Regions from separate parts of the Homo sapiens genome. Here all the other regions are linked to region 4. The links are chromatin contacts, found by Hi-C in ENCODE. All regions are on one chromosome and are shown on one strand. Each heading gives the region's core, a stretch centred on a gene start or an enhancer-like site at or near the end of the contact. The rest is flanking DNA. Distances are from core to core; before and after follow the strand shown. Region 1 holds the start of STAG1 (STAG1 cohesin complex component). Region 2 holds the start of PCCB (propionyl-CoA carboxylase subunit beta). Region 3 holds the start of SEC61A1 (SEC61 translocon subunit alpha 1). Region 4 holds the start of DNAJC13 (DnaJ heat shock protein family (Hsp40) member C13).

Region 1 (7,649 bases), core at 5,066-7,565, 4.3 Mb after region 4:
GGAAGCTGACTGTCCCCTTAACCACCAAAATAACAGAAAACTTCCTACAGACACAATTCTAATTCCTTCAAGAATCACCTCATTCTGTGGCTTATGCAAGAATATCATTTTAGCTCTCTGCTTCCTAGTTTTTCCCTACCACTCTAGCAAGAATCATCTAAATTCTAAAGATTTATATTTTTATTCAGTCAACAAAAATTTACCAAGCCCCTATTATATCATTTCTGTGTTAAAATATATCTCCCTAGCAATTTTAATTCCCAGTTATATCCTTTAAAGCAAGGGTGTCCAATCTTTTAGCTTCCCTGGGCCACACTGGAAGAATTCTCTTGGGTCACCTGTAAAATAAACTAATTATAAATGATGAGCTAAAAAAAAAAACTCACAATGTTTTAAGAAAGTGTATAAAATTGTGTTGGGCCACGGGTTGGACAAGCTTGCTTTAAAGCTTGATTATCCTTGGCTAACCTGTCTTAATTGCCTCTTCATGAAAATATTTTGCTTCTTGGACTGCTAAACCGTATGCCATGACTAAACTTCTGCTGCCTTCTTTGTTCCACCAATAATACCCCTACTCTGAGACTTGCAAATAACTATTCTCTTCATAAGAATTCTCTCCTCAGTCGGGCGCAGTGGCTCACTTTGGGAGGCCAAGGCAAGCAGACTGCCTGAGGTCAGGAGTTCGAGACCAGCCTGGCCTTAGGCAGGTGCTGAAACCCCGTCTCTACTAAAAATACAAAAATTAGCCAGGCAGCCAGGCACAGTGCCTCAAGCCTGTAATCCCAGCACTTTCGGAGGCCGAGGCAGGCGGATCACCTGAGGTCAGGAGTTCGAGACCAGCCTGACCAACATGGAAAAACACTGTCTCTACTAAAAATACAAAATTAGTTGGGTGTGGTGGCACATGCCTGTAATCCCAGCTACTCAGGAGGCTGAGGCAGAAGAATAACTTGGATCCAGGAGGCAGAGGTTGCAGTGAGCCGAGATTGCACCACTGCACTCCAGCCTGGGCAACAAGAGTGAAACTGTCTAAAAAAAAAAAAAAAAAAAAAAAAAAAAAATTAGCCGGGCATGGTGGTGCGTGCCTGCATTCCCAGCTACTCAGGAGGCTGGGGCAGGAGAATCACTTGAACCTGGGAAGCGAAGGTTGCAGTAAGCGAAGATCATGCCACTGCACTCCAGCCTGGGCGACAGAGCAAGACTCGTCCCAAAAAAAAAAAAAAAAGAATTCTCTCCTCAAAAGCTGCTAGACCAATCACACCACAGCAACTGTCTGACGCAATGATTGTGTGACTCTGCCACTTAAGAGGAGTGTGATCCAAGGCATTTAAATTCCTTAACTTCGGCCACACACACTGGCTCACGCCTGTAATCCCAGCACCTTGGGAGGCCAAGGCGGGCTGATTACTTGAGGCCAGTAGTTTGAGACCAGCCTAGGCAACATGGCAAAATCTCATCTCTATACAAAATACAAAAATTAGCCGGGCGTAGTGGCATGCACCTGTAGTCCCAGCTACTCCAGGCCCCACCTGAGCCTGGGGAGGTTGAGGCTGCAGTGAGTGAACTGTGACTGCACAACTGCACTCCAGCCTGAGTGACAGAGAGAGACCCTGTCTCAAAAAATAAAAAATAAATTCCTTAACTTCTCTGAGATTCAATATCATATCAAAAACAGGTAAAACAAAAGGCATCAAAGAATGGCAAGAATTACGTAATTTTTTTTTTTTTTTTGAGACGGAGTCTCACTCTGTCACCCAGGCTGGAGTGCAGGTGGCACAATCTCGGCTCACTGCAAGCTCCGCCTCCCGGGTTCACACCATTCTCCTGCCTCAGCCTCCCCGGTAGCTAGGACTACAGGTGCCCGCCACCACACCCAGCTGATTTTTTCTATTTTTAGTAGAGACAGGGTTTCACCGTGTTGCCAGGATGGTCTCGATCTCCTGACCTCGTGATCCACCCACCTTGGCCTCCCAAAGTGCTGGGATTACAGGCGTGAGCCACCGCGCCTGGCCAAGAATTATGTAATTTTTAAAAAATAAAAATAACTGGCCGGGCACGGTGGCTCATGCCTGTAATCCCAGCACTTTGGGAGGCCAAGGTGGACAGACGGTTTCAGGTCAAGAGTTTCAGGTCAAGAGACCAGCCTGGCCAACAAGGTGAAACACTGTCTCTACCAAATATATAAAAAATTAGCTAGGTGTACTGGCACATGCCTACAGTCCCAGCTACTCGGGAGGCTGAGGCACGCGAATCGCCTGAACCCAGGCGGTGGAGGTTGCAGTGAGCCTAGATCATGCCATTGCACTCTGGTCGGGGCACACTCAAAAAATAATAAATTTTTTTTTTTTTCCTGAGACGGGGTCTCACTCTGTCACCCAGGCTGGAGTGCAGTGGCGTGATCCCAGCTCACTGCAAGCTCCGCCTCCCAGGTTCAAGCAATTCTCCTGCCTCGGCCTCCTGAGTAGTAGGATTACAGGCAAGTGCTACCACGCCTGGCTAATTTTTGTATTTTTAGTATAGACAGGGTTTCACCATGTCGGCCACGGCCAAGCTGGTCTGAAACTCCTGACCTCAGGTGATCCACCCACCTCGGCCTCCCAAAGTGCTGGGATTACAGGTGTCAGCCACTGTACCAGGCCAATAATAGTAATTTTTTTAAATTTTTTAAAAAGGTGTTCTTAGTGGCAGAAATGAAAGAAAAAATAATTATACAAACTCCCTTCTCCCATTGCCTCCCTTCTTTATAACGTTTTAAATTTTCGTTTTTATTTTTAATTTCCTCTCAATGCAATAAAATTATTTCATAGAGGAAGGCATGTAAACTAAGGTACCAGGAAACGGGAAAGGAAAAAAGGTGAGGAAAAGGCAATATAAGTAAGAGTAAGCTGATCAAGTGGGGTTACTGCTCTGCCTAGGTCCTCTCCTTGTATGTCCGGAATCTGAAGAGGTAAATGTGAAGATACTTCTTTTCCTACGGCAGGCAAAATTCTTAAAAGCCTCCACTAACCCACACCCTTGTATCATGCCCTCCCCTTGAGTGTGGGAGAGACCTGTAGATATAACGGGATATCATTACGGTGATTATATGACAAAATATATGTTTGCATATGTAATTAAGGCCCTTAATCAGTTAAGTTTACCACAAGGGCCTCAGAGCTTAGCTGGTGAGCTTTTAAAAAAGACCTTAAAGGGGGGAGTCAGAGGTCAGACACACAGGAAATAGGGAGACTGACTCCTGCTAGCATGGATAAAAGCTAACAGCCATGTTGTGAACTATGTGGCCACACGGCAAGGATCTGAGAGCAGTCCTTGGCCAACAGCTAACAAGAAGATGGGGACTTCAGTCACACTATCACAAGGAAATTAATTGTGCCAACAAGTAGTGACCTTGAAAGACAACTCTGGCCGGGCACAGTGGCTCACAACTGTAATCCCAGCATTTTGGTAGGCTGAGGTGGGCAGATCACGAGGTGAAGAGATGGAGACCATCCTGGCCAACGTGGTGAAACCCCGTCTCCACTAAAAATATAAAAATTAGGTGGGCATGGTGGCACGCACTTGTAGACCCAGCTACTTGCGAGGCTGAGGCAGGAGAATCGCTTGAACCCAGGAGGCGGAGGTTGCAGTGAGCCGAGATCACACCACTGCACTCCAGCCTGGTGACAGAATGAGACTCCATCTCAAAAAAAAAAAAAAAGAAAAACAACTCTAAGCCTCAGATATGCACTGCAATCACAGCTGACACCCTGATTTTAGCCTGAGATGCTCAGCTATACCTCCCCAAACTTCTGACCTATGGAAGCTGAAATAATTGTTAATCTGTTAAGTGTGAAATTTGTTATGCATTAAAAAAAAAAAGAAAGAAACTAATATACCCCCCTAAATAAAGATATAAAGATACAGGACAAAACAACAAATAAAAGGGGAAACAAGAACGTATCTTTCCCAGAGTACATTATTTCTTCTCACAGCACTGAGATTATGAACATACACAGAGTCAGAATCAAGGAAAAAAAGATTAAAACTGTACAAAATTCTGTAAATTTTAAGTTACAGCAATTAAATGTGTGTTTTTCACAGACATCTTGTTACACAATCACCGTAAGATACTATCCCCATTTTATTTTATTTTTTTAAAGAGATGGAGTCTTGTATGTTGCCCAGGTAAGCCTCAAACTCCTGGGTTTAAGGGTTCCTCCTGCCTCACTACAGAGTAGCTGGAACTACAGGAGTGCACCACTGGGCCCAGCTCCCCATTTTTAGAGATAAAGAAAGTAAGGCTCAAAGGTAACACCCTGAACACCACAAACCCAGGGGACGTTCAAAGTAACTTCGGTCCAGGACCCACTCCTTCTCCCCTACACCATAGTGCCTTTAAGGCTTTAAAAGAGCCAATCAAATCTACAGTCATTTTATTAGTCTCTTCAAAGGAGGCAATCCTAGTAACACAACAAACTTCCATATTTTGCATCTATTTAAATATTCCTTAGCCTTATCAGAACATCGAAACTGAAGTGGATACAGAAAAATTTCCACTCAAAAGCAGTTCGTTTGTGAAAATGACCACTGGTAGATCACTTGAATTAATTTAGTTTACTCGAAGTACGTTTTAAATATGTAAAGGAAAATGCGTGGCAAAACACCTGTAGATCTTCTACAACTTTATTTGGGTAACAATTTGTCTTATAAGTATTCTTAATCATCAAAAGCAAGGAAATAACATTTCTGCTTCTTTCCATTCCATATTTCCCTACTTGGTTAAAATTTTTCAGTCTGAATTCCTCATACATTATGAATATTAGAACAAGGTACGTTACATTACCATACAATAAACAAGTTATTTTTATTTTCACTCTTCTGTATATTTCCCTAAGTGCTTCACCATCGGAATGTGCAATTTTCTTAAAACACGAGGAAAACTAAAATGTAGAGTCATTCAAATTCCAGATAAGTTACAAATCACACAACTTTGTGCCAATTCAGATACTTTCTCAAGTAAACACTATTTTTGCGAAGATGCAAGTCTTTCTAGTCAGAATCACGAGAATAAACTCTATCCATCTTAACACCAACTTTAACAGCAAATAATTTTTTTTTATGACAAATTGCGTTTTTTTTTTTTGTTTTTTTTTTGTCTGTAAGTGTCCAAAACTATCCTATGACTTATACTCCCGGAGCACGATTCCCTGCAATGTGAAGAGAATCGACAGATAACATTTCAAATGTGGGTAGATGGGGGTGACGTGACAATCCTAAAACCTGAAAATTTCTTAGTACCCATACCATACAAGAAGAACCCAGTTCGGACCCTGCAAACGGGGCTCAGGTCCAACTCCAAGCACTCTAGTTTCCCACCCCGCCCCCACCTCGAGAAAGGAGGGAAAACAACTTTTATTGGCCTCGTCTCTCAGGGGACTGGCAAACTAGCGGGGCAGTGCTTAGGCCTGGACACGTTTCACAAGGAGGCCCCCGTCGGGGGCTGAGAGGGCAGATAGCTGGAAAGCCCAGCATTGATGCATCTCCCCCAGCCGCCACCCCGCTGCCCCACCCCGCCAACAAGAAGCCTGGGCCAGCCGCCCCGCCGAGCGACCCCCCAGGCCCCTCCGCTGAAATGAACTCGTTGTCATGTGACGCCGCCGCCGCTAAAACACCGCAGAAACGCAGGTCGGCAGGCGGCGGAAGGCATTCGCGCCAGCCCGCGTCGGCCCGGCCCCGCTGGGCGCGGGCGACTCCCGAGAGCCCGGGCGGGGGGGGGCGGAGGGCGGGCTTGGCGGCGGGCCCGAGCGCGCCACAAAGGCTTCCGCGCCTGTCGCCGTAGTGCCCGGGCGGGCGGGGGCAAAATTTTTGGTGCCCGCGGGAGGGGTGGCAAGCGACGAAGACGCCGGGGTGCCCACCGCGCCCACAGACGTCTCTCCGGGCACTCGGACGGCCCACGACCGCCGCACCCCGCACAGGCCCGCGCGGCCTCCCTCCCCCGCACGGGGCCCGCGCCCGGCCCGCCCGCTCGCCGCTCGCGCTCTCTCGCTCTCGCCCGGCCTCCATCTTGGATCGGCGCTTCCAGCCCCCGCGCCGCTGCCGCCGCATTCCCCCTCTTTCCCGCCCCCCGCCGCCGTCGCCGCCGCCCGCACTCACCTCAGCTGCCCATCCGGGCGCCGCCGACCATCGACCTAGTTTCCCCCCAAAAGTCTCCGGTGTGTTATTCCCGATGTGGGGGGGTTGTTACGGGGTGGTCGCCGGGGGTTCGGGAGCGGGGGCCGCGCCTTCAACGGAGCTGCAATCCTAACCCGCCATCTGGTGGCATTTTCCACACGCCAATGGCGCCGCTGCAGACTTGGGTCCGGACCGCCCTCTGCTGGCCGCGGTGCTCACTGCCTTGCTGACGGGACGGGCCTGCCCGGAAAGGGGAGGGAGCTGAGGCGCGAGCTAGGGGCCGCGGCAGGGGCGCGCGCAAACGCTTTCCAGTGGGGATTGCGCGCACGCGCACCAGCGGGGCGGGAAACGTGGCCGCTGCGTGGCGGCCCCGCCCCCACACGGAGCGCTCGCGCAGTTCAGCCAATCGCGAGAGGCGTAGGCTTCTGGATAAGGGCGCTGTGGACGGTTCTTGGGCCGCCCGCGGCTGGCGGAAGGACGGCCACGGTGGCGCCTGCGCGTCCGGCTCGCCGAGTTGCCGCCCGCCATTTTTGGAGCTTCTTGGAGATCTAGGCAGGAACCCGCCCCGGGTTCCTTCACCGAGGCTCCTCCCTAGGTCTCAGGGCCGGCGCTTTCCTCTGTTCCCGCCCGGCTCCTGCTGCCCCCATCCGCAGCTCTCGAGACGCCCTGCGGAAACCCGAGGGTGAGGCCGCGCAGATCCCTGCTCCTACTTGGATTTAGCAAGGGCCTCAGAGCTTAGCATTGTATTCGCGATTTACGGCTGACAAGCGCTTTCACCAGGCAAGAGTGAAAAGGTTTCAAAAGGACTATTGGGGACTTCCCTCGCCATTAATCTAGACGAAACACCGCCGGCCCTAGGCCGATTGGCGTCATCCTGCCTCTGTAAAGCACATCTTTCCGTGGTGTCGGCTTTGCATAAGGCGGCAGCATTGGCTAGTTTGTGAGAGGAGAATATAACTAGACTGAGAAGATAGACTCAGCTGTGAAAGTGGATTTCTCCCTCCACAACCTAGGACTACTTTCAGTAGCTCTGAAATACACATGAGAATCTTAGCCTTCTAGATGCCAAAAGAGAAATAATCAGTAAGGTGAAATCATTAACAAACTATTTATGTTTAACGTCGCCTCTTCCCTGATCTCCACCTGCCCGTCCGTGGCCATGGATCCCTACCTTTCACCTGCTTACAACTTTTCACCACAAAAGTGAATCCTTACTCTCCTGGATCATTAGCCCCATATATGACTAACTTCTCTATCGCTATAGCCAACTCTATTTCAGTATGGAATCGCTCAACTACTTTATAGTCTTAAGGGCCTGTCTCCAGTAGGTTACCCCTATTTGTGTTTTCTCTCTCAAGGGTTTGCAAGATGTGTGGCTTTTCGCTGGAGGAAGTCATAACTGACCAGATTGGATATGAATTCGTGACTGGACTCCTACTTATAATTTTCTTGCGTTTTCTTCTAATCTCTGGCTGATCTCCTATTTTCCACAAAGACTG
Region 2 (6,779 bases), core at 3,400-5,899, 3.8 Mb after region 4:
CTCCAGCCTGGGTGACAGAGTGAGACCCTGTCTCAAAAAATAAAAAAAAATCTTTAAAATCTCTTCTCTCCACATGGATGACAGCTATTCTCACAAATTTCCTCTCTCTCACTCCCTTTACTCCTAACCACCCCAAACTCTATTGTGAGAAGACACCTGGACTGTACTGAACATAGTAACTGAGAGCCCCAGCTGTTGCTCTGAAATTCACTGCTGAAATTTGCACTGAGGTTACACCTTCCACGGGCTGCTCCCAGCATAGCTGCGGCAAAAATACTTTGGCTCCTGTACTCCCCAACAACCTTGCTGAACTTTCCTTAAAACTGCACGGTATTCTGAGAAGCTCCCACCCACCTTCCTTCCTTCCCTCTCTTCCTGACTGGAGGTCAGATTTGCATTGCAATCTCATGGGCCTCCCAGCTTCTCCCACTGTCTCCCCACTTTTTCTCACAGGTGGTTCCTCTAACTGATTTCTTTCTTTCTTTCTTTCTTTTGAGATGGAGTCTTGCTCTGTCGCCCAGGCTGGAGTGCAGTGGCGTGATCTCGGTTCACTGCAAACTCCACCTCTCAGGTTCAAGTGATTGTCCTGCCTCAGTCTCCCGAGTAGCTGGGATTATAGGCGTGCGCCACCATGCCTGGCTAATTTTTCTTTTTAGTAGAGATGGGGTTTCACCATCTTGGCCAGGCTGGTCTTGAACTCCTGACCTCAGGTGATCCCCCTGCCTTGGCCTCTCAAAGTGCTGGGATTACAGGAGTGAACCACTGCACCTGGCCCCCTTAATTGATTTCTTGCATGTTAATTCCCCTCTTGGCAATTGCTTCTCTGAAGACCCAGACTAAATTGTGACCTCTTCCATTTCCTCCTTCCTACCATTGCACTCATCTTTGCTGAAAGTTGTAACTGACTGGCCTAGAATGGCCAGAAAATGTTGGCACCTCACTGTCCCCCATCCATCCTCACTCCTTGTGGAAGGAAGTGAACAAATACTCTGAAATGTATCACTGTCCTTCACTTTAAGGAGAACTCATGAAAATTTCTGGTAAATAAGACTATCTCAGGATACTACTGGTAATCTATTAGGTAACACTTAAAGAGTACTTCACATTTGCTAGGCATTATGTTAGCTGCTTACATTTAAACCTTATAACTTGGCCAGGTATGGTGGCTCACATCTGTAATCCCAGCACTTTGGGAGGCTGAGGCAGGCGGATCACTTGAGATCAGGAGTTCAAGGCAAGCCTGGCCAACATGGTAAAACTCCATCTCTACCAAAAAATACAAAAAAATTAGCCGGGCGTGGTGGCACACGCCTGTAATCCCAGCTACTTGGGAGGCTGAGGCAGGAGAATCGCTTTAACCTGGGATGGGGAGGTTGCAGTGAGCCAAGATTGAGCCACTGCACTCCAGCCTGAGTGACAGAGCAAGACCCTGTCTCAAAAATAAATAAATAAATAAATAAAAATAAACCTTACAACTCTGAGGTAGAACTATTATTATTCCAATTTTACAGAAGAGGAAACTGAGGCCAAGTTGTCCAAGTCACACAGAGGTAACTGGCAGAGTTGGAACTAACCTCAGGACAGTCTAACACCAATGACTGGGCTCTTGTTATTATGTCATGGGTAACAAACTCAGAACACAAGGGTTTCACAGATCACCCCCTCTCCACTTTTACAGAGGAAACTGAGATCCTTAGGTGAATGACCCTGTGTTATCCAGGAAGTCAGGGCAGAAGCAAGATTTGTACCCAGGTGTTGACTCCAAATTTTCAGCTCTACTGTCTCAGAAAGTGAGAAAACTAAAAGATCAGGGTGACTCCTGTCTCACAATGGAGAAAAAAACTCAAACACAGCCACCAGCGGGGGGACTAAGGACAGGAAAGCAGCCTGGAGCATAGTGGTATTAAAGGGCAATTACTGGATAATTGCCTCCTACCTCCAACTTCCTCCTACCCCCACCCACCTGCCCCAAGCTGGAGCTTGCATGTGAGGTCTGAGGAATAACATTACAGATCTATAGAACTATGGAGTGCCCATAGGCAGGGCATTAGGACAGTGAGAAAGAAGTGGAGGGAGAGAGGACTAGCTGGAGGAAGCAGTTAGGTTCAGTGAGCCTCCCTGTGTTGGGTTTTCTACTAAGCACTGGTTATCTAAAGTTAAATAAGAAAAACTTCCTTGCTTCTGAGGATCAGGATAGACTGCATGGAGGAGATGATACCTGAGCAGGTTTCAGAGCCTGAAAAGACATAGAGGAGGGGGCGAAAACCTCTGGACTCACATGCAATTGCCTATTTGCTAGCTCGATTCAATTTCACAAATACATTCTAAAGGCCTTCTCTGCGTTGGGCCTTGTTCCAGGTGCTGGGACCACAGTGGTGAGCAAATCAGCTGCAGTCCCTGACCTTTGGCTGGAGAGTCTGTCTAGGAAGACAGCTAAACAATCTTAACACAGTGTGAGATGTGCTTTATGTAAGGAACCTACAAGGCACTGTGGGACAAGGGAGTCCAACTGCCCCCAGGCCAAAAGCAAGTCCCAATTTCTGAACATGAAAAAACTCTTCACAATCTAATGCCATTCTCACTTTCCAGTCTCATTTACCACCATTTCCCCAAAAGCTGGGAACACAACAAAGTATGTGTGTGTGTCTGTGTATGTGAATCTGAACATGCCAGGCCTTTGCTCACACTGCTTCTGTTCCCTGGCATATGGATGCTTTCTTGGAGAAACTCTCCTCAACACACTCAGCCTTACTCAAATTCTCTCTTGTGCTCCCAAGGCAATCTGCCTCTCTAGGTTGTCCATCTGCCTCTCTAGGTTGGTAAAGTCTTTAAAGCAAGGACCCAAATGCAAGGTCAAGAGTACCCATTACGGAGTTATACAGATACAGGTGGGCTTTGCCTAGCCAAGAGGCTTTGGCCTCTAAGCTGCCCTCTCTATCTAGATGAACTGTTACTACTCCAGGAAATGCAATCAGTACTGATGTTTAGTTCTTGGCACATGGTAGGTGCTCAAAAATGTTTTCTGAGTTGAATTGCATTAACATTAAGGTCATAGGTCAGAATTTGTACTTTATGAAGGCCCTGGCTATGAGCTGGATCTGGGAAGGGCTCATGATCAACTTTAGCAGTTTTCTGTGGCTAAAAATGAGAAATATAAACCATGTTCTTTGTCTTGAAGACCTGCCTGTTAGTGGGAGAAACAGATGGTCAAGCTCTCAACAGTACAATTCCAAATTCCTAGAGCAGTGGTTCTTAAACTTTAGCAAGCAGATCAGAATCACCTAAAGGTCATCTGCTAAAACAGATGGCTGGCCCCAGCCCCAGAGTTTCTGATTTAAAGGTCTGGAGTAAGTTCTGAGAATTCGAGCTTGCATTTCCAACTCACTCCCAGGTGATACTGAAGTTGCTGGATTGACAAGATTCCCTCCTTGATCAAACATTGGTCAGGCTCTTCTGAGCTCTCTCTTTGACTAGGCCTGAGTGTGGGCTCCCATGTCATTCCTTGTGGAATTCCATTTTAGCAAGAAACTTGCCAAGTCAGTTTAGCCAGAATCCTCCATTCTTGATATCTGATTACTCTCCATATCTGGTTTTGACCCATACCGCCACCATCCCCCAGGTGATGTTCAGTTACCCTGACCTGCCTTGGGCAGGAATCCTGTTAGGTCAATTTAGCCAGATTCCCCGCCAATGTTTCCTCTTAGTAATTTTCCATCCACTGACTTCCACACACTGCCCCTTAGCTATAAATTACCACTTTGCTATATTCAGCCCAATCGCTCTGACTTATGGCAAAACTCTATCCCTACCTCTGTCAGATTGGGCCTGAATAAAGTTTGCCTTACCATTCTTAAACATGAATAATTAAGTGTCATGAATAGTTTTTTCTTTAATGGGATCCATACTTTGAGAACTACTGATTAGAGGTTAAGGGTCCTGTGCTCATTATCTGGCACATATTAATGATAGGTCTCTGAGTTTGAATCCTGGCCAACCACATTGTCAGTCTTGGCTTTTTTTTTTTTTTTTTTTTGAGACAGGGTTTTGCCCAGGCTGGAGTGCAGTGATGCAATCACGGCTCACTGCAGCCTCGACTTCCTGGGCCAAGCCATCCTGCCGCCTTAGCCTCCCGAGTAGCTGGGGTCACAGGTGCAAGCCGCCATGCCCAGCTAATTTTTAATTTTTTTGTAGAGGTGGGGTCTTACTATATTGCTCAGGCTGGTCTTGGGCTCCTGGGCTCACCTACCTCGGCCTCAGTCTTGCCTCTTGATCAAATCACTCATCTCTCTGTGCTTGATTTACCTCATCTGTGAAATCCAGATAGTAAGCTAGTGCATGGTAAGTGCAAAAAGCAACACCTGGCACAATGCTTAATAAATGTTGGTTAAATCTTATAATCATTTTCTGTAGGAAGTGGGACGACAAAGTTAAGGGTCTAGGTGGTCAGAGAAGAGCAAGGACTATGTCCCTTTTTTGTGCAGCCAGGCAGGCCCTGTACTTTTTCTCTGCGCGACCCTCCTCGGGCAGCACCGGGTCTCGAACTCTCACGCCTTACTCCCAAGCAGGTTCTGTAGTCCAGCCCCCGCGGCTCCCTACAGCCAGCCGATGCTGCGCAAGCGCCGTACCCACGCTTTAGCACATGCGTACTCAGGTGCGCCGGTAGGGGACGCGCCGGCACAGCAAAAATGGCGGCGGCATTACGGGTGGCGGCGGTCGGGGCAAGGCTCAGCGTTCTGGCGAGCGGTCTCCGCGCCGCGGTCCGCAGCCTTTGCAGCCAGGCCACCTCTGTTAACGAACGCATCGAAAACAAGCGCCGGACCGCGCTGCTGGGAGGGGGCCAACGCCGTATTGACGCGCAGCACAAGCGAGTGAGTCCTGAGGGGCCTAAGTGAGTCCCGCCCCTGGCGTCCGCGACCTATCACTGCGTGCCCGGCTTGCGGCGTCCGAGGCCTCCCTGCCAATCCGCACGGTGCCTGGAGGGGCCGGAGCAAGGGTGTTCACCTTGAAAACCTGTAGCGTTTCTCGTGGAGGCGGGTATAACCAGCAGAAGCACCTGTGTGCTTTTTCATACTGTTTAACCCTTGGGATTTAGACGGATCTGGCTCGTCTCTAGCCAGCTCAACACTTAACATAAGCTTTTGGGCAACTTATTAAATCTCTGTGGGTCATTTTAATAATAATTCTTCCTTCACAAGTGTATCGTTAGACCATAGATAGCAAAATGATAGGCGCTCAGTAAAAACCATGTGCTTATTCTCGTGCCCCATGAAAGAGTGATGGTAGGTTCTTTCTCCTTTGTGGAAGCAGGAAAACTGAACTTGGGCATACTCCACTAACATGAAATGGGGGATGTGCGCGTGCAGGAACTTGTGGAACTTCTGCCCGCAGAATGCCTGGTCGAGCTCTTTAGGGCCTTAGCATGCCTCGCCTTGATGGGTAGCAAAGGCACGTGTCGGAAGCAGGTGGCCTTTCTGGGAGTGCGCAGGCTACTCTCGATGTTTGGCTGGACTGAGCAGTTGAAACACTGCCACCCACCGCCTGGGTTTTGAGGCGAGAATCCAGCTGGCCTTCAGAGATAAGCTGGGCGGCCCATTTTGGAGAGGTGATCCCTGACTTGAAACCAGGCTTGCCCAGTGTGTCCGTGACTGGTGGGTGAGTCTGGACCGTTGTGCTGAACGAATTAACCAACGGGAAGGTGCAGAAGTGAAACTCTTACAGATGAAGAGTATTCAGGCACAACTCACAACCATGAGGGAGGCACTGGGGGAGGGATGGGGTCTTAAAGTGAGGAGATTTGAACAGCTCTATATTTGTCTAATATTGATTCAGATGTCATAAATTCGCATTTGACAAGGGTCCAAAGGTAACAGTTCCTTTTGACACTTGAGAGTGAAATGTAAATTTAGTGATGGTTTGTGGTGCTAGGAGTGCTTTCTCTCCCCTGGGGCTACTTCTAACCTACTCTGTTAGGGCTGAGGGAGATGTTAGATCATCCTCTGGAAAGGCCTGTCAGTGCTCCTGTACACTCTTTCTGTTGGGGCCTATTGCTCAATTCTTCCCTGGAACATCGCCTAGCCCTTTCCCAGGTAGATCCTACTAGGTTTAGATGAAGCCTCCAGAAGCTGTTTTTCTTTTGCCAAAGTTAACTTAGGAGGCTGATTTAATATGAACCCCCTCCTGCACCCCTTTTTATTTTTATGTTTTGATACGGAGTTTTGCTCTTGTTGCCCAGGCTGGAGTGCCATGGTGCGATCTTGGCTCATTGCAACCTCTGCCTCCCAGGTTCAAGCTATTCTCCTGCCTCAGCCTCCCAAGTAGCTGGGATTACAGGTGCCCACGACCATGCCTGGCAACTTTTTTTTTGTATTTTTAGCAGAGACAGGGTTTCACCATGTTGGCCAGGCCGGTCTTGTACGCCTGACCTCAAGTGATTCACCCACCTTGGCGTCCCAAAGTGTTGGGATTATGGGTGTGAGCCACTGCACCCGGCCCTGCACCCCTTTTAAAACAATTTTTGACCATTTCCGTAGATTTTCCCAGAAGAGGAATTAGTGGGTCAAAGGGTGTAAGTTTATTTATTTTTTTTGAGACAGAGTTCACTCTGTTGCCCAGGCTAGAGTGCAGCAGCTCACTGCAACTTCTGCTTCCCAGCTTCAAGCAATTCTCCTGCCTCAGCCTCCAGAGTACCTGGGGTTACAGGTATGTGTCACCACATCTGGCTAATTTTTGTATTTTTAGTAGAGATGGAGTTTCACCATGTTGGCCAGGCTGGTCTTGAA
Region 3 (7,625 bases), core at 397-2,896, 4.4 Mb before region 4:
GTCCCTGCAGTGACACAGGCCAGATTGTGTCATAATGTGGAAACAACAGGAGGCCTGTTATCAATGGTACTGACATCCTACAACTATTAGCACAAACCAATGAGTTTATATTAAAATTTCTATTAACTAATTGTAATATTTATTGTAATTACTATACTATTTACCCTCGAAATATTTCAACATTTTAACCATCAATATGGTGCAGGGTGCATAATGGCTAAATATCGGATCTAGTCTATATGCTGAACTTAGTCCAGGGGCTGCCAGTTTTAGCTTCAGGCCAAAACTCCAGAAGAGATCATCAGTGGGTCCTGGAAGTGAAGATGGGTTGCATTTCAGACTCTGAATAAAGAGTCAATGTCTTCTTTTTCCCCTTTTTGGTGGGGGATGGATATCAAGTGATGTCACACCTAGACCACTTCACTGAAGTTACCTGCCTGTTCCCAGTAGTCCTTTGAATTTTCCACCAGTGGGTTTGTATTCCAAAAAAGACTTCCTGTCCTGTCCAACTTTCTGAGCCAAGAATGTACAAAACCTGATTATCTGCTAGAAATGGGTGAGAATGGAAAAATCCAAATAGTTGACACCTAAATTAAAAGCAAAAAAGCATCTTGCCACATATGTACCCTCAACTTCTACCTGTCCTGGTCAAGGTTTAGCTCCATGAAACCTTGCCTGATCCCACAAGGCGTGCCCACCTCCTCCCTGCTAAATGCTCACAGCATTAAGTCTGTTTCTCTTAGATGACATCATACCTACTGACTACAGATGCCTGAAAGTAAATTCCAACCCCCAGCCCCAGCATCCCTTGCCCTACCCGTTATCCCCCTTTCCCACACCGATCTTAGGCAATCACACCGCCATGCTTTGCCCACAACAGTCTCCTCAACCTGTTCCCTCATTCCTTCTCGCCAGAATCTATCAAGGCTCGGCACAAAGGTACTCTCCCAGGAGGCCTTCCTGAATTCTTCTGTGAGGCAGACTACTTCCCGAGCTGCCCCGGCCCTTCTCCGGCCAAGTCTCTCCAGAAACTCATCCCATTCGTTCTCAGATGGAAGGGGACCCACACCCACGACAAGCCTCCGGGTTTGCTTAATGACTCAGACAGCGAGGGTGCTCGGTAAGCCCCACCAGCCCGCGCCCTACTCAGCAGGTAATGACGGAGACCTACTAGGTGACGGGCGCCGCGGTAGACGCTGGGATAAGGTCCCTGCTCCAGGGAGCTTACGGTCTATTCACTAACGTCAAAGAGCAGTGAGTGCTGTTACGTGTATGGGAGCCACCAGGGTCTCCGCCTGCCTGCAGGGCCACGCGCGCACTCGACGCTTCGCGCCTGCCTCAGTTTCTCCGTGAGGCCGCACAGCCCCAGTCTCGGGAGGCGTGACACACCCTCCCCGCGCGCTCTCGCGTTACCAAGTCTGCGCAGCCGCACACCCCCAGTCCCGGCGGGCCCCGCGCGCCAGGCCCCTTCCCGACAGGCCCCAGGAGCCCCGCTGCATGCCGGGGCTTGAGGTCTCGGCGAAGCGGCGCGGCGCGGCGAAGCGCGGCGGCCGGCGGGCGCGCGTGGCAGGAAGCGGAAGCGATCCGAGGCCCGGCCCCGGCCCCGCCCCGCGCCGCGCCGCGCCGCTTGCCGCCGGGCTAGCACTGACGTGTCTCTCGGCGGAGCTGCTGTGCAGTGGAACGCGCTGGGCCGCGGGCAGCGTCGCCTCACGCGGAGCAGAGCTGAGCTGAAGCGGGACCCGGAGCCCGAGCAGCCGCCGCCATGGCAAGTGAGTCCTGTAGGGAAGCCCTATTGAGGCCGGGACGGAACAGATCCCCCTTCCCCACACCCGTGCGGTCGGGCGCCCGCCGGCCAACCCTGACCGGCCCCCTGCAGAACGCGGCCCGTGCCCCCGGCCCTTCTCGAGTATCCCCACGCGTCCGGGGTGCGGCCGGCTCCCCTGGCCCCTGCTCTCACTCGTCGTGGGCAGAAGGCGTCCCTGGGTAGCGCGGAAGGTTACTTCTCTGTGTCCCAACTCTTCCTGTTTTGTTTCTCCCATCAAAGTCAAATTTCTGGAAGTCATCAAGCCCTTCTGTGTCATCCTGCCGGAAATTCAGAAGCCAGAGAGGAAGGTAAGTACCCCAAATCGCCAACAAAGAAGGTTTCAGGAAACTGTCTGGACTCTGGAAGTTTACAGTATGATTAAAAATGGCTTCAGCACGGCAATGGAAACTCTCCCTTCTCTTCCCTTGGAGTGTAGTTGTGCTCTGTTATTCCGGAGAGCTGTCGAAAGGTGACCTGGTTGTGTGGAAATTTCCACTGAAATCACTGTGCTTTATTTGGAGCATCTTTGGTGGATGTTGCTCCGAGAACAAAGCCTCCGGTTGCCCTGTCCCAAAAATGGATCCGGGCCATGAATGAATAAGGCCTCAGTTAGGATAGCAGATTGAGTTACCCTCCCTTTTTCACCTCCAACGGGAGCAGATCACGGGTTGGTTTTTTTTCCCAGGAGATGCCCTTTGTATCCAGCTGCTAAAGGGAAGGGCTGTCACTTTAGTATTTACAAATGATTTTGTACCTTTTATGTAGGCTGTCACAATAGGGGGAATAAAGGCTATTCTTTTGTGAAGTCTGCTGCTTTTCACAGACGGTGTATTAAAACAAGGAAAGATTAAATTTAGAGCTGTGCTGAATCAGAAATTGTGTGGAGTGAGTGTTGCCAGTGTAACTACAGCTGTCAACGAAAAAAAGTTTCATTAGGTTCCTAGGTTAGAGAGTGGGGAATAAAATGTTTGTGTCCTCACATTATTTTTCAAACTGTTGTTAAAGCATTCACATGGACACTTGGGTGCTTGGAATCCACTTTCATTTTTTTACGTAAAATAGTTTCATATAAATGCCCATGTGCTGCTTTTAATGGACGAATTTGTAAAGCTTTACCCCCTCAATTCCAGTGTAGCGAAGGGGCATGGCTCTGGAGGCAGGCAAGCCTAGGTCCCACCCTTTACATAGCACCTTAATAGCTATGTGACCTTGGCCTTGTAACTCAGTGTGGTAGACGGAACAAGGGAAATACGTGCAAGGTATAGCAGTGGCTCAGGAAGGGATTAACTCTGGGAGACATGATGTCTTATGGTGGTTTTGAAGGAGAAATAGAAGTCTCCTTGAAGGGACGGAAAGGAATTCCAAATAAAAGGAGTATATAGTTTGCAAAGGCATTGGTGACAAGAGTGTAGCATGTTTGGATGGGAGGTTATTAGATGTAGTTGCTATTGATAGAACATAATTGTAGGTGGGGAACATTAGGAGATGAATAACAAGGGCCAGACATGAGAATGTCACTTTGGAAGAAAAGGAGAGGACTAGAGTTGGTTTAGAGGCTTTTCACATCAGAGGATGAACTGTGGTACTGAGCAAGAATGGATTTAGGGGCTACTAAGAAGCAGAGGAGACAGGACTTGGATAAAGAGCTTTTGGGGTTTTGATGTTAAATTTGATTGTAACCAGGAGAGAGGACTTGGTGATTAGAAAGGGAGTTTTGAAAAAATTGTCTGCTCTTTGTTTCCCATCAAGATTCATTTCAGACAGGTTACTCTGAAATGGCGTTGCCTTCTCTTGGCCACTTTCTAATTTCTTAGTGTGGTGGGATGGTAGGTGGGAAGAGGACCATTCTCAAGAGAAGAAGAGTCCTGTGAATGCCCCCAGCTTTGGATGGAGTATCTGAACACTGATTCACCCACTGTTGTGTGGCCGTATGACTGTGTCCTACTTTGCCTGCATGTATAGTTAGAGGACTGTGACTCCAGTTCTGGCCAGAGGGCCAGGAATGCTGACTCAGTGCCTGCCTAGAAGTGTTTTTAAAGAACACAGTTTTGTCACTTAATACTGTCAGTCTCTCACAAGGTATTTCAACCTCAGAATCTTCCGTCTGTACAATAATTAATGTTTGTTAAGCCCTCTAAAGCCATTAATGTAGTGTAGGCAGCAGGTATTAGTGAAGACACTCAGTTTCAGAGGCAGAAAACCTGGAAGAGTTCCCACTCTACTCTTTAGTGACAGAGGTTTTGGGTGGGAGGTTTTCTAATGATACTTAATACTTAATAGTCATCTTTACAGTGATTCTTGTCACCTATGCAACCTATGTACCTGAGAAGATGTGAAAATCCTTAAACAAATGTTACTAGTAGGTTAAACATGCAACTCTCCTGCCCTTCCCCAATATGGTTTATTACACTGTTTTACCCTTAATTCATAGAAAATACACTATTGAGCAATTCCAAATTACTTGACTCTAGAATAACAAGGTTTTGTGACTGAAACTCAAATGAAAAGTGGTTGCTCGTGTGTTTTACAAGTCATGTTCTATTGTGACATTCTTTGTTCTTGAGTCTTAACTGTTAATGCTAATGGTTAAAAGCACAGTTTGGGACTCAAACTCACTTTAGCATTGGGGTTTGGTACAAATTATTTAGCTCTTCTAAGGCTCAGTTGTAAAATAAAGGTAATGCTCTGTGGTGTGAGGTGAGCTGGGGTGATGCCTGTAGGTCCTTGCATTGTGCTCTGTGCAGAGGAAGTTACGCAGTACATGGTACTTATGTTTGGTACATGGTTTGGCTTCTCTGCTGAACAGAGAAAAGAGTCTGGTTGGAGTCCATTTTTAGAGAAAGGGGTCTGATTGGAGTCCATTTTTATTAATTTGCTTTTCAAAGTAACTCCCTGCTTCAATTCATTCTCTCCTACTCTAGATTCAGTTTAAGGAGAAAGTGCTGTGGACCGCTATCACCCTCTTTATCTTCTTAGTGTGCTGCCAGGTAAGCTCAGGCTTGTATTTCGTATTGGGGAGGGGGATAAGAGTGGCTGGAAACAGGAGTGCTGACTGTTTTGCTCTTTGCCTGTTCCCAGATTCCCCTGTTTGGGATCATGTCTTCAGATTCAGCTGACCCTTTCTATTGGATGAGAGTGATTCTAGCCTCTAACAGAGGTAGGACTCTGGCTCTGTCTTTTCTCTGTAGAGTGTAGGCTTACCTAGCTTCACTTAGTTAAATTAATAGGCTTTGGCTTTATATGGAACTTAGAGAGTGACTTGGAAAATAGAGTGAAGAATGTTAAAGTGCTGTGTTGAATAGCCTTATTAAATGCTGAGTTCAGCACCAAGGCATACCATCATATTTGGAATTGTATTTGAATGCAGTACAAAACCTGTAATGAGAAGATAAGTCTATGCTATAGAGAGAATAAAAAACATGGAAAAACTAGAATACTTTTTGAATACCTGAAATGATGACATTTCCATTGATAACATTCTTCAGAATATGTAATTTGTTTTTCAGCTGTATCTTTTTCATATCTATAGGTTACATATAGTGTCAAAAAATATGTAACAGTGTTTTATATCCTCTAACCAGTTACTTATGGGACTGGGGAGGATTCTGAATGTGTAGGTTGATACTGCATTTGATTAACTCATTTAAAAAATATAGTTCAATTAAATTCCAAATCAGTTGGAAGTGTAGCTCATTTTAACATAATGGGAAGTAGAGGCTTATTCACAACTAGATACAATTGTACAGGCTCCTTTTCCAGACTCTGGAAATTATTTGAATGTTATCCTTTTTTTATTAACTGATGAAGAGACGAACATTTCTTATCTCTAAAACCAGAATGAATCTGTTTATGGTGAATTTAAATGCAGCAGTCTGTTTAGACACCATGTGACTTCCTAAACAGAATAAGCTGTTGCCTGGCAGGCTGAACAGAATGAATTGAATTATATACTAATCGTTGATATTTTGGGGTTCTAAATTAAACACAGCTAGGAAACTGAAACACATTGGTTTTATATAAGGGGTACCCAGTCAAATTTTGCGTATTCATTTTTAAAATAACGTACTACGTTTCCAAGCTGATATTGACTGTTTTGCTTCCCCGTTTCCTCAAGGCACATTGATGGAGCTAGGGATCTCTCCTATTGTCACGTCTGGCCTTATAATGCAACTCTTGGCTGGCGCCAAGATAATTGAAGTTGGTGACACCCCAAAAGACCGAGCTCTCTTCAACGGAGCCCAAAAGTGTAAGAAAGATTGTGAATAATCTGATGTCTATAGTTGGAAAATTTGAATTTGCTATAAGATTTTGGTATCAGTTTTTCTTTTTTTATTTATTTTTTATTTTTTTTTTTTTTTTTGAGATGGAGTCTTACTCTGTTGCCCAGGCTGGAGTGCAGTGACGCAGTCTTGGCTCACTGCAACCTCCACCTCCCAGGTTCAAGCAATTCTGCCTCAGCTTCCCGAGTAGCTGGGATTACAGGCACGTGCCACCACACCCAGCTAATTTTTGTATTTTTAGTGGAGACGGGATTTCACTACATAGGCCATGCTGGTCTTGAACTCCTGATCTTGTGATCCACCCGCCTCGGCCTCCCAAAGTGCTGGGATTATAGGCGTGAGCCACCATGCCCAGCCCAAACAGTATTTTCTTTTGTGCTGCAACCTCCTTGGCCTGCCAACCCTGCAGGAGCTCCATGCCCTGTGTTAGCGTGAGAGAGCACTTCTGGTAGAGCAGAGGTGGTGGGTGCTGGGGATGGGCTGGGCAAGGCAGGGGAGAGTGTCTGGAGTGCCCCTGAGGCCATGTAATGGAGGAGAAGGATCAGAGCTTGGAGGTCTTAGCACCCTTGGCCACCATTTCATTATTGCTTAAAAGGAAGTAATGGCTACTTCAGAGCTGTCATAAGGATTAAATAATCACTGTCACAATGCCTGGCACATAGTAGTTATTTGGCAAGTGTTTTATAAAAGAATTTAACTGACTGGGGGGCGGTGGCTCACGCCTGTAACCCCCAGCACTTTGGGAGGCTGAGGCGGGCGGATCATCTGAGGTCAGGAGTTTGAGACCAACCTGGCCAACATGGTGAAACCCCATCTCTACTAAAAAAATACAAAAATTAGCCAGGCGTGGTGACAAGGTGCCTTAATCCCAGCTACTTGAGAGGCAGAGGCAGGAGAATTGTTTGAACCCAGGAGGCAGAGGTTGCAGTGAGCCGAGATAAAGCCATTGCACTCAAACATGGGGGACAGAGCAAGACTTCTCTCAAAAAAAAAAAAGAATTTAACTGAAGAAAAGGTGATCCTGTCAGTCCAGCTGTATAATTTACCAGCTCTGTGATCTGGGGAAAAGTTAGATGATAGCTCTTATGTTTCACTTTCTTCATCTGTAAAAATGGGGATAATAATGGTATTTGCCTCATATCTAATAAGTGTTACTAGTAACAATTACTAGTCATCAAAATTAGCCATATTTAGCCTCTGTTTGCTGAAAAACATTAATTAGGAAATGATATTTACAGTCTCCTATCCAGTCATCTTTTCGCCTACACCAGCATGTTTTACAGGTCTTAAATTAGTATGGTGGATAATTGAATGAGAAATACGTCTATTTTTTTTTTTTTTTTTTTTTTTTTGAGACGGAGTCTCACTCTGTCGCCCAGGCTGGAGTGCAGTGGCGTGATCTTGGTTCACTGCAAGCTCCGCTTCCTGGGTTCAAGCCATTCTCCTGCCTCAGCCTCCCAAGTAGCTGGGACTACAGGTGCCCGCCACCACGCCCAGCTAATTTTTTGTATTTTTAGTAAAGACGGGGTTTCACTGTGTTA
Region 4 (7,268 bases), core at 540-3,039:
AAAAGATGTCTTGTGAGGCAATTTTGCACTACAGAGGATGGGGACAATTCATGATGCCTAAGGCTCCTCTCAACACGAGAATTGATTTTATTGGTCTCAAATATTGAACAGAGAGGCAGTGTGGAGGTTGAACAGTTCACTGGCCTTGATGTTACAGGCAGGCCCTGTGTCTTAATCTTGGCTCAACCTTTAGGAGTTAGGTCACCTTTAGCAAGTCTCCTGGACTCTCTGGGTCTGCTGCTTCTCTAAAATCGAAATAATATACCCCACATTTACTTTTGGGATTACTGGAAGGCTTTGTAACCACATAAACACGTTTCTGTTTCCATGGGATAAGCCAATAAGGCCCCTTAACACAGCCCTCCTGTTTCTTTTTCCTCCTCCTCCCTTCCTACTCTATTTCGGGTTCTGTCTTCCCACACCCAGCTATTCCTAGTACCTTCCCTTACATGCACCTTATCTTACTGCTGCATTACAGAAAAGTCTAAGGATAAACACAAATAGTCTTTTTCCGCCCTAAGGTAGGGCAAAGGGTTAATAGAATCAAGAGGTAAAGTCTGTAAAAACCATTTTTCCACATTTTTTCATCCTGCAATCGCTGTCTATAAAATGAGCCAACTTGCTGAAGGGGACGCCAAGAAATCACAATTTCAGGACTGCCATGAAGAATGAGTATTCAACTCCTTATCAGAGACCTTTAACCCTTATACAATAATGTATCCATGCAGGTCACCCTACACTGCCTCTACTCTGAAGTCTGCAGCAGAATCACTATTTTTTTTTTAATCACTAATTTTTAAACTGTGGTCTTTACGGCTCAGATCTGGGAGTGGACATTGACCTTTCTTATTTAAACCATTGCCCACAGATAACACATAATTTCTAGCCGAATCCTTTAGTCCCAATATCCCCTCTTTTCACTGCCCTGACTTCCCTCTCAGGTGAGGTTCAGGAAGATGGTTATCTAGAGGGCACAGGTTCTGGGTTCAAATTACTTGGGTGCAAACATGAAATCCACTACTCTGAGGCTGGGCCTCAACTTATCTGCAAAACGAGGATGATTCGTATCTCAGAGAGTTGAAGATTAAGCAGCTTTAAGTAAACTTCTAAACACTTGATCCGGACACAATAAATGGGGCTACCAGAACTATCTTTCCAGCATTCCCACCTGCAAATGCCTTAGGCGTCTCTGAGAATTTGGTCTCTGAGACCTTCCAGAGCATCCATAACTTAAACCCTGCTCTGCTGTCGTTCAGGACGTCTCAATAGTAAATGAACCTGCTGGCTCCCAATCCAGCCAAACCAGGAGATAGGCTGAGGCTTCAGACTGCCTCGCAGATGCTCCATGGCACTTGACGGCAAGAGCTAAAAAGAGGTGATTTAAAACAAGATTTCCTCGGACTTAAAGCTTAAGTACCGGGTTGCGACCCTACTCTCCGCAGGACATAAGCGGAGGGGCGCGGCCCTAAGGCACACGCCGGAGGGGCGTGGTCATGGGCACCCGCCGGAGGGGCGTGGTCATGGGCACCCGCGCGCGCCCAGGGGCGTGTCCTTTTCAGCACCCACCGAGGCGCCAGCCCCCTGACGCGCTGCGTGGAATCCAAATCCCACGGCCGGTGTCGTTACTCTGCGCATGTGTAGCTGCTGGGGGCTGGCCGGAGGAAAGCAGAATTTCAGGGAAAGAACGATCGGGACGGGGAGGACGGGGAGGGCGGGGCAGAAGACGGAAGAGTTGAAATCAGCTGACTGGGTCTCGTGACAGCCTGGGCGGTGGCGACGCAGGCGTATTAGAGCGCGCTCGCTCAAAGCCTGAGCGAAGATGGCGGCCTCCAGAGTGAAACTCTGAGAGGCAGAGGGAGGAGGCGGAGGGGGCGGGGAGGCAGCGCCGCGGCGGCACCAGGAACCCGCGGCAGCGGAGCTGCAGGGCCCCGGCGGGGGAAAGGGGAAGTGGTGAGGGTGAGGAGGCCGGAGGGCGCCTCATCCCACTCTGGAAGCTGAGCCGGCGGCGGGAGGAGCTAGGGCTGGAGCCTCTCCAGCCTCCCGCGAAGGTAAAGCCGACTCCGGGCACTGGGCTCTGGGGCTCTGCCTTACTCCCTTCCCACGCCGTGGGGACTTTGTGGGGCTCAGGGCAGGGAAAACGGGGTGGTCTTGGCTGCTGCAGCCTGCAGCTGCTAAGGAAGCAGATTACCCTTCCCCCAGGCTGCTGGTCTGGTTCCTTTCGTTGGACGCCCCCCCGGCTTTGAGTGACATTAGCTCAGGGCGCTGCCCTGTCCAGCCCCACCCCTTTTTTTTGCTTGTTTTATACCTAGTACGCTCCTCCACTCGCCTTAACATATCCTTACCCCACAGGCTCTTCATTCCCTTGTGGGTTCCGCCCTCGGGATTCCCTTCCAGTCTCCTAGTCTGAGCACCCTTCCTGCTGGATGCCGGCAACTCTTGTTTCCTTGGGTCAGCGACCCTCCTTCCGAACAAGTCCTGCAGACTGACTTTCTTTGCTTTGTTTCGTTTTGTTAGGAAATGAGCATCCGCGTCGTCTGTTCTCCAGTACTTTTTCTAAAATCATTTTCTCCCCTAAGGCTTTTCCTTCCTGCAAGGCAGCTTATTCACGTGGCCTTTCCTCCGCTGCTGTGATTTTATCTTTGAATGTGGCCTTTGGAGTGGGTAAAGTAGGACTTAGACGCTCAGTGAAGTGGCTGTTAATCACTTGATACTTAACTATGTTTAAGAGTGCCTTCCCTTAAATTTTCTCCTTTTGTAGCGTGTTCCGTTAACCACGTTTGTCTTAAGATTGTTTCCTGTGTCCGTTGCTTAGAGGGGGGAAAAAAGTAAAGATTTCACCCTAATGTGGCGGTGGTCTCCCAAAGTAATTATTTCTCATTTTCCCTCTGCTTTTCCCTTTTACGTTATTCTGATTTCCCTCAAAAAGGAGGTTCTGTACCTGATGCTGTTGCGTCCTCTATGAAGGGCTTTATAGTGTACAGTTATGTTGAGCCTTTTGTAATACAGTGTCTTGGGGAAAAAAGTAGAAGTTCAGAACCTGCCCCCAGTAATTCTTTCTTACTATATTTTCTTTCTCAGTTTATGGACTTGATAGGTTTCTAGGTTTGAAACTACTGCCTGCAGGGAAAATTACAGTGATAAGGTTTTATAATATATTACCAGTACTTTGAGTTTATGGGAGTATGAAACAGAATTTGCCTTAAAAAAATAAATTTATAGAAACCACTTGTCAGAAATTCGGTATCCAGAACACAGTTCTTTGATTTTTGGAAAGTACTTTATTGGCTTATCTATCATATAACGTAAAACCTTGTTCACATTTTGTGTAATGTGAAACGCTTTTTAAGCTACTATATCTCAGACTTGGCTTGTGCTGTTAGTATCACAATGCATTCAGGCAACACACGTCCTTGTGTAGAAATTATTACATTATACTCCTTGTTTGAAAACAGGAAGTAGAACATATTAAGGGAGGAAAAGAGGAGTCAGAGGATTATTAAGAAATAAGAATGTAAAGAACCTTAAGGCTAGAGTTCAGTTCATGGAAAATATCAGCATTTGTATTCCACTGAGAGGCAATGAATATTCCTCTTTTTCTAAAGTGGTAGTAATAAATAGTCTAAAATATATTAATGTTATATATTGTTAACAAGCTTAGTTGTAAACAAAATACTTAAGCTAAAAAATAAAATATTAATAAGTGAATGAATTGTTTGGAATAATTTAACTTTATCCACAAATAAATAGAAGATGGTTGCCTTGCCCAGGTGGACTGTAACAATACTGGCTTTATTAAATTTGTTAAAAGGTTGATAGTGGAGTCCGGTTCTCAATAGGTCCCAAATTAGGGTTGAAATTGAAAAGATGTGTTTTAACTAATTTGGCTTCATTCCTCAACCAGTTCTGTTTACACAGGTGAATATGAGGTTTCTGCTACACATACCTTTCCCCTGCTTCTGATTGAGGTACTTTAAATTAGTAATTGAAACAAGGCTGTGCAGATAAACTGCAGCACAAATTTGGTTGCTACAAATAGGTTTTGGCCTAAATGTTCACTGTAAAACATGGCAGTAGTTAAAGGGGAGTTATTAATATTTTGAAAGAGTTCCTTGAGTCAGTGTTTCTCAACTTTATTAGACCCAATAAAGGCTCCCTTTTTATAAAAAATAATTAGTAACACCTTCTTTGCTATCTTTAGTTTATAAATAATGTAACTACCTCTGGCTTTGGCCCTGAGACAAAAAAAGAAGCTTTGCTCTCACTTCTGCAACAAAAAAAGACCTACACTACAAATTCATGACTTTTTTGAAATCTATTAAAGAGCTGAGTCCACAGAGCAAAACCACTGGCTGAAAATTTGAGAGACAGTGCTTACAGAGAGTAGATGTCAATTTCTGTTTACCGTCTTCAGACACAACTGGACAAAAAGCATGATGAAAGCTGAATGCACAATCTTGCAAACTCTTATCCACAAACCTCCCTGGGTCTACTAGAAAAGACTGGAAAGAACCCTGGGTGAGTCTGCTGTGCAGATTGAGAGGGAGAGGAACAGCAACAGAACTTTTAAGAGGGTCAAGAAACTGCTGTGATTCTTCCCCTCTGCCTCTTCTATGGAAAAAAGCTTTAATCTCTGGGGAGAAGGGTATCTCTGTTGGCCCCATTGGTGAACATTCAGGGGGTAGATGAGAAGTGGGAGAGAATCTTATGCCTGGAGGAGGGGCCCTGAGCCCAAAACTGCAGTCGGGAGTGGTCAACAGAACCGAGAGTGCTGCCCTCCTGAGATTCAGGAACACAGTGTTTGACTTAGACTTAATCAGAACATCAGACTGTATCCCCCACCCCCAACCCCCTGCCACCAAGCTAAGAAGCTTTCAGTAACAAGTAACCCACAAAATACTACTAGGAAAGGAACAAGATTATGCAAAGAGGCACAACACAAAGAATCAAACAGGCATTGCTCTAGTAAACCATCGCCCACCAGAGAGACAAACTGTTCTGCAGATTCATGAAGGCTGTAATACACTGAGGATAACTATGGCAAAAACAAATCATAAACTAAGTCCAACTCCTAACCAGATTAACACAAACCCTTCACCAAAGGCCTCACAAAGAACAGGCGTGCTCATTTCCAGTCATAAAAATTACCTCAATCTCTACTCCTACACAACATGTCCAGCTTTTAACCAAAAATTATGAGGCCCATGAAAAAAACTCCCAAGAGAAAGAGCAGTCATCATTATACATTTTTTAAAAAGATAGGAGCTTAAAAAGAACTGTTTTGTACATGTTAAATACTATAATAATGACATTTTGCCTTGAAAAAGTTTGAGCAAACAATGCAGTGAGCATTGGATGGAGTTATAGTTTCTGAATTACTGTGAAGTAGTAGAAGGAAAAAAAGTTATAAGATGGAGTGGAAAATTAGTAACATATATGTGAATGTATGTGGTTCATTGACCACCTGAAGTGTGTGTGTGTATTTTGTGAATTCCTGCATGACTCAGTTGGGTACAATTTTCTGCGTTCACTTAGTGTTGGGACAGAATCACTATAAGCAAATGTGACATTTTCATTATGCTCAAATTGTTCAGTAATACACCAATCCTGTTAAAATTCACATGATCAAGAAAGCATTATAGCAGAATTGACTATATGCATTTCAATATGTAAATAGTTAAGTATGATTATACCAAAATACACAAAGGACGTGTCAGAGGCTTGTATCTTTACATGGAATCATTTTGAGATTTTTTTTGTGTGTGTGAGAGACAATCTTGCTCTGTCACCCAGGCTGGAGTGCAGTGGCACGATCTTGGCTCACTGCAACCTCTGCCTCAGCCTCCTGAGTAGCTGGGACTACAGGCGCTTGCCACCATGCTGGGCTGATTTTTTTTTTTTTCTGTATTTTTAGGAGACAGAGTTTCACCATGTTGCCCAGGCTGGTCTCGAACTCCTGACCTCAAGTGATCCACCCACCCAGGCCTCCCAAAGTGCTGGGATTACAGGTGTGAGCCACCATGCCTGGCCCATTTTGATTTTTGACAGAAATGTTGATGTCTACAGATTTGTCACATTGGTGACTCAAATACCACAATTGAGATTATTAGCATTGTCAGAAAAGAACAGGGTTAATAAAGTATAATCTCTTAATTTACATTGCAGCCACATTCCTGGAAAAATCTCTGTATATTAAACCCTGCAAAATGTACTTGGTGAGTTATATATAAAACAATTAGAGTCTGGGATTCATTCATTATAAATAGGTTTTTGCCTACATGACTAACCAACTAAGCATTTGGACTTCTGGACTTTTTTCTTTTTCCTTTTTTTTTTTCTTTTTTCAGACCTCACTCTGTTGCCCAGGCTGGAATGCAGTGACACGATCATAGCTCACTGTAGCCCTGATCTCCTGGGCTCAAGCGATCCTCCCACCTTAGCCTCCTTAGTATCTGGAGCCATAGGCACGCCATGCCCAGCTAACTTTTTTTTATTATTATTATTTTTAGTAGAGACGAGGTCTCACTATGTTGCCCAGGCTAGTCTCAAACTCCTGAGCTCAAGCAATCCTCCCACCTCAGCCTCTCAGAATGCTGGGATTACAGGTGTGAGCCACCATACCTGGCTCACTTGGACACTTGAAAGTCGTATGGTGTGGATGGTACTTATCTTTGGGACTGTAATGTATGTTGAATATCTAGTCTCATCCACTAAATGCTAGTAGTGCTCCCAGTCATAGTGCCTCAGATGGGATGGCATCCTAGCCCAACCATTACTTTAGTTCAAAATTTTAATCAGTGGTTTTCAACATATTTTTTCTGTTTCAGCAGTGTTCACATACCCAGCATATGCCAATTTATAACACTTCTTGTTATGTGGAGTGATTCTTAATCATAGGAACTCCTTTGAGAGTAACTGAGTTAGATTTCTTTGTAACAAATAGTTTAAACCAACATGGTTATGATCATCTTTGCTAATTTAAGATAGTTACCTGTGCAAAGGTACATTTAGGTGTGGTTCAGTCAATAAAACCATATAGCTTGCTAGTAATTCTTTTCAGATGCTCTTTATTCAATAGTCGACATATGGGAGTTTTACTTGTACTTTCATGGACTACTTGTGAAAAAGAGTGAGCTTTAAAGTCAGTGGAATTTTACAGTTTAAGCACTCAAGTTGCCCTTAGAAGAACACTGCCTAGTCACATATTTAGCACATGCCCAGTGGTAATATCTCTTTGCAATGGATTAATAAGAGTTTGATATTTTGATTAT

What was found. A loop is a pair of places that touch in the nucleus more often than their neighbours do. Pooled maps may share reads with other maps.
Region 1: a pooled map shows a loop between it and region 4 (21-fold over the local background). The contact joins the promoter of STAG1 here to the promoter of DNAJC13 in region 4. A Hi-C loop is called at or near these places in 5 of 50 pooled maps.
Region 2: a pooled map shows a loop between it and region 4 (6-fold over the local background). The contact joins the promoter of PCCB here to the promoter of DNAJC13 in region 4. A Hi-C loop is called at or near these places in 6 of 50 pooled maps.
Region 3: a loop to region 4 is called in a map of CD8-positive, alpha-beta T cell, with 20 times the contacts of the local background. The contact joins the promoter of SEC61A1 here to the promoter of DNAJC13 in region 4. A Hi-C loop is called at or near these places in 2 of 168 maps with a recorded cell type or tissue (CD4-positive, alpha-beta memory T cell and CD8-positive, alpha-beta T cell) and 7 of 50 pooled maps.

What each region holds. Positions count from the first base shown.
Region 1 is chr3:136,746,063-136,753,711 of GRCh38, forward strand. It overlaps STAG1 (STAG1 cohesin complex component), which reads right to left and starts at 6,316. Exons shown (of 34, transcript NM_005862.3): 1 at 6,133-6,316. STAG1-DT (STAG1 divergent transcript) reads left to right here and starts at 6,609. Exons shown (of 1, transcript NR_185911.1): 1 at 6,609-7,649. RefSeq lists silencers at 5,640-6,019, 6,340-6,569 and enhancers at 5,761-6,692, 6,580-6,899, 6,693-7,624.
Region 2 is chr3:136,245,691-136,252,469 of GRCh38, forward strand. PCCB (propionyl-CoA carboxylase subunit beta) reads left to right here and starts at 4,650. Exons shown (of 15, transcript NM_000532.5): 1 at 4,650-4,868. The coding sequence starts at 4,686. RefSeq lists enhancers at 4,289-5,155, 4,385-4,444, 5,075-5,124.
Region 3 is chr3:128,050,791-128,058,415 of GRCh38, forward strand. It overlaps SEC61A1 (SEC61 translocon subunit alpha 1), which reads left to right and starts at 1,647. Exons shown (of 12, transcript NM_013336.4): 1 at 1,647-1,769; 2 at 2,045-2,112; 3 at 4,726-4,791; 4 at 4,883-4,961; 5 at 5,919-6,050. The coding sequence starts at 1,763. LOC102723759 (a long non-coding RNA gene) reads right to left here and starts at 1,385. Exons shown (of 4, transcript XR_007096073.1): 1 at 1,172-1,385. RefSeq lists a cis regulatory region at 1,212-1,828 and a silencer at 1,321-1,960.
Region 4 is chr3:132,415,713-132,422,980 of GRCh38, forward strand. It overlaps DNAJC13 (DnaJ heat shock protein family (Hsp40) member C13), which reads left to right and starts at 1,790. Exons shown (of 56, transcript NM_015268.4): 1 at 1,790-2,048. RefSeq lists silencers at 1,480-1,579, 1,860-1,999 and enhancers at 2,030-2,179, 2,119-2,654.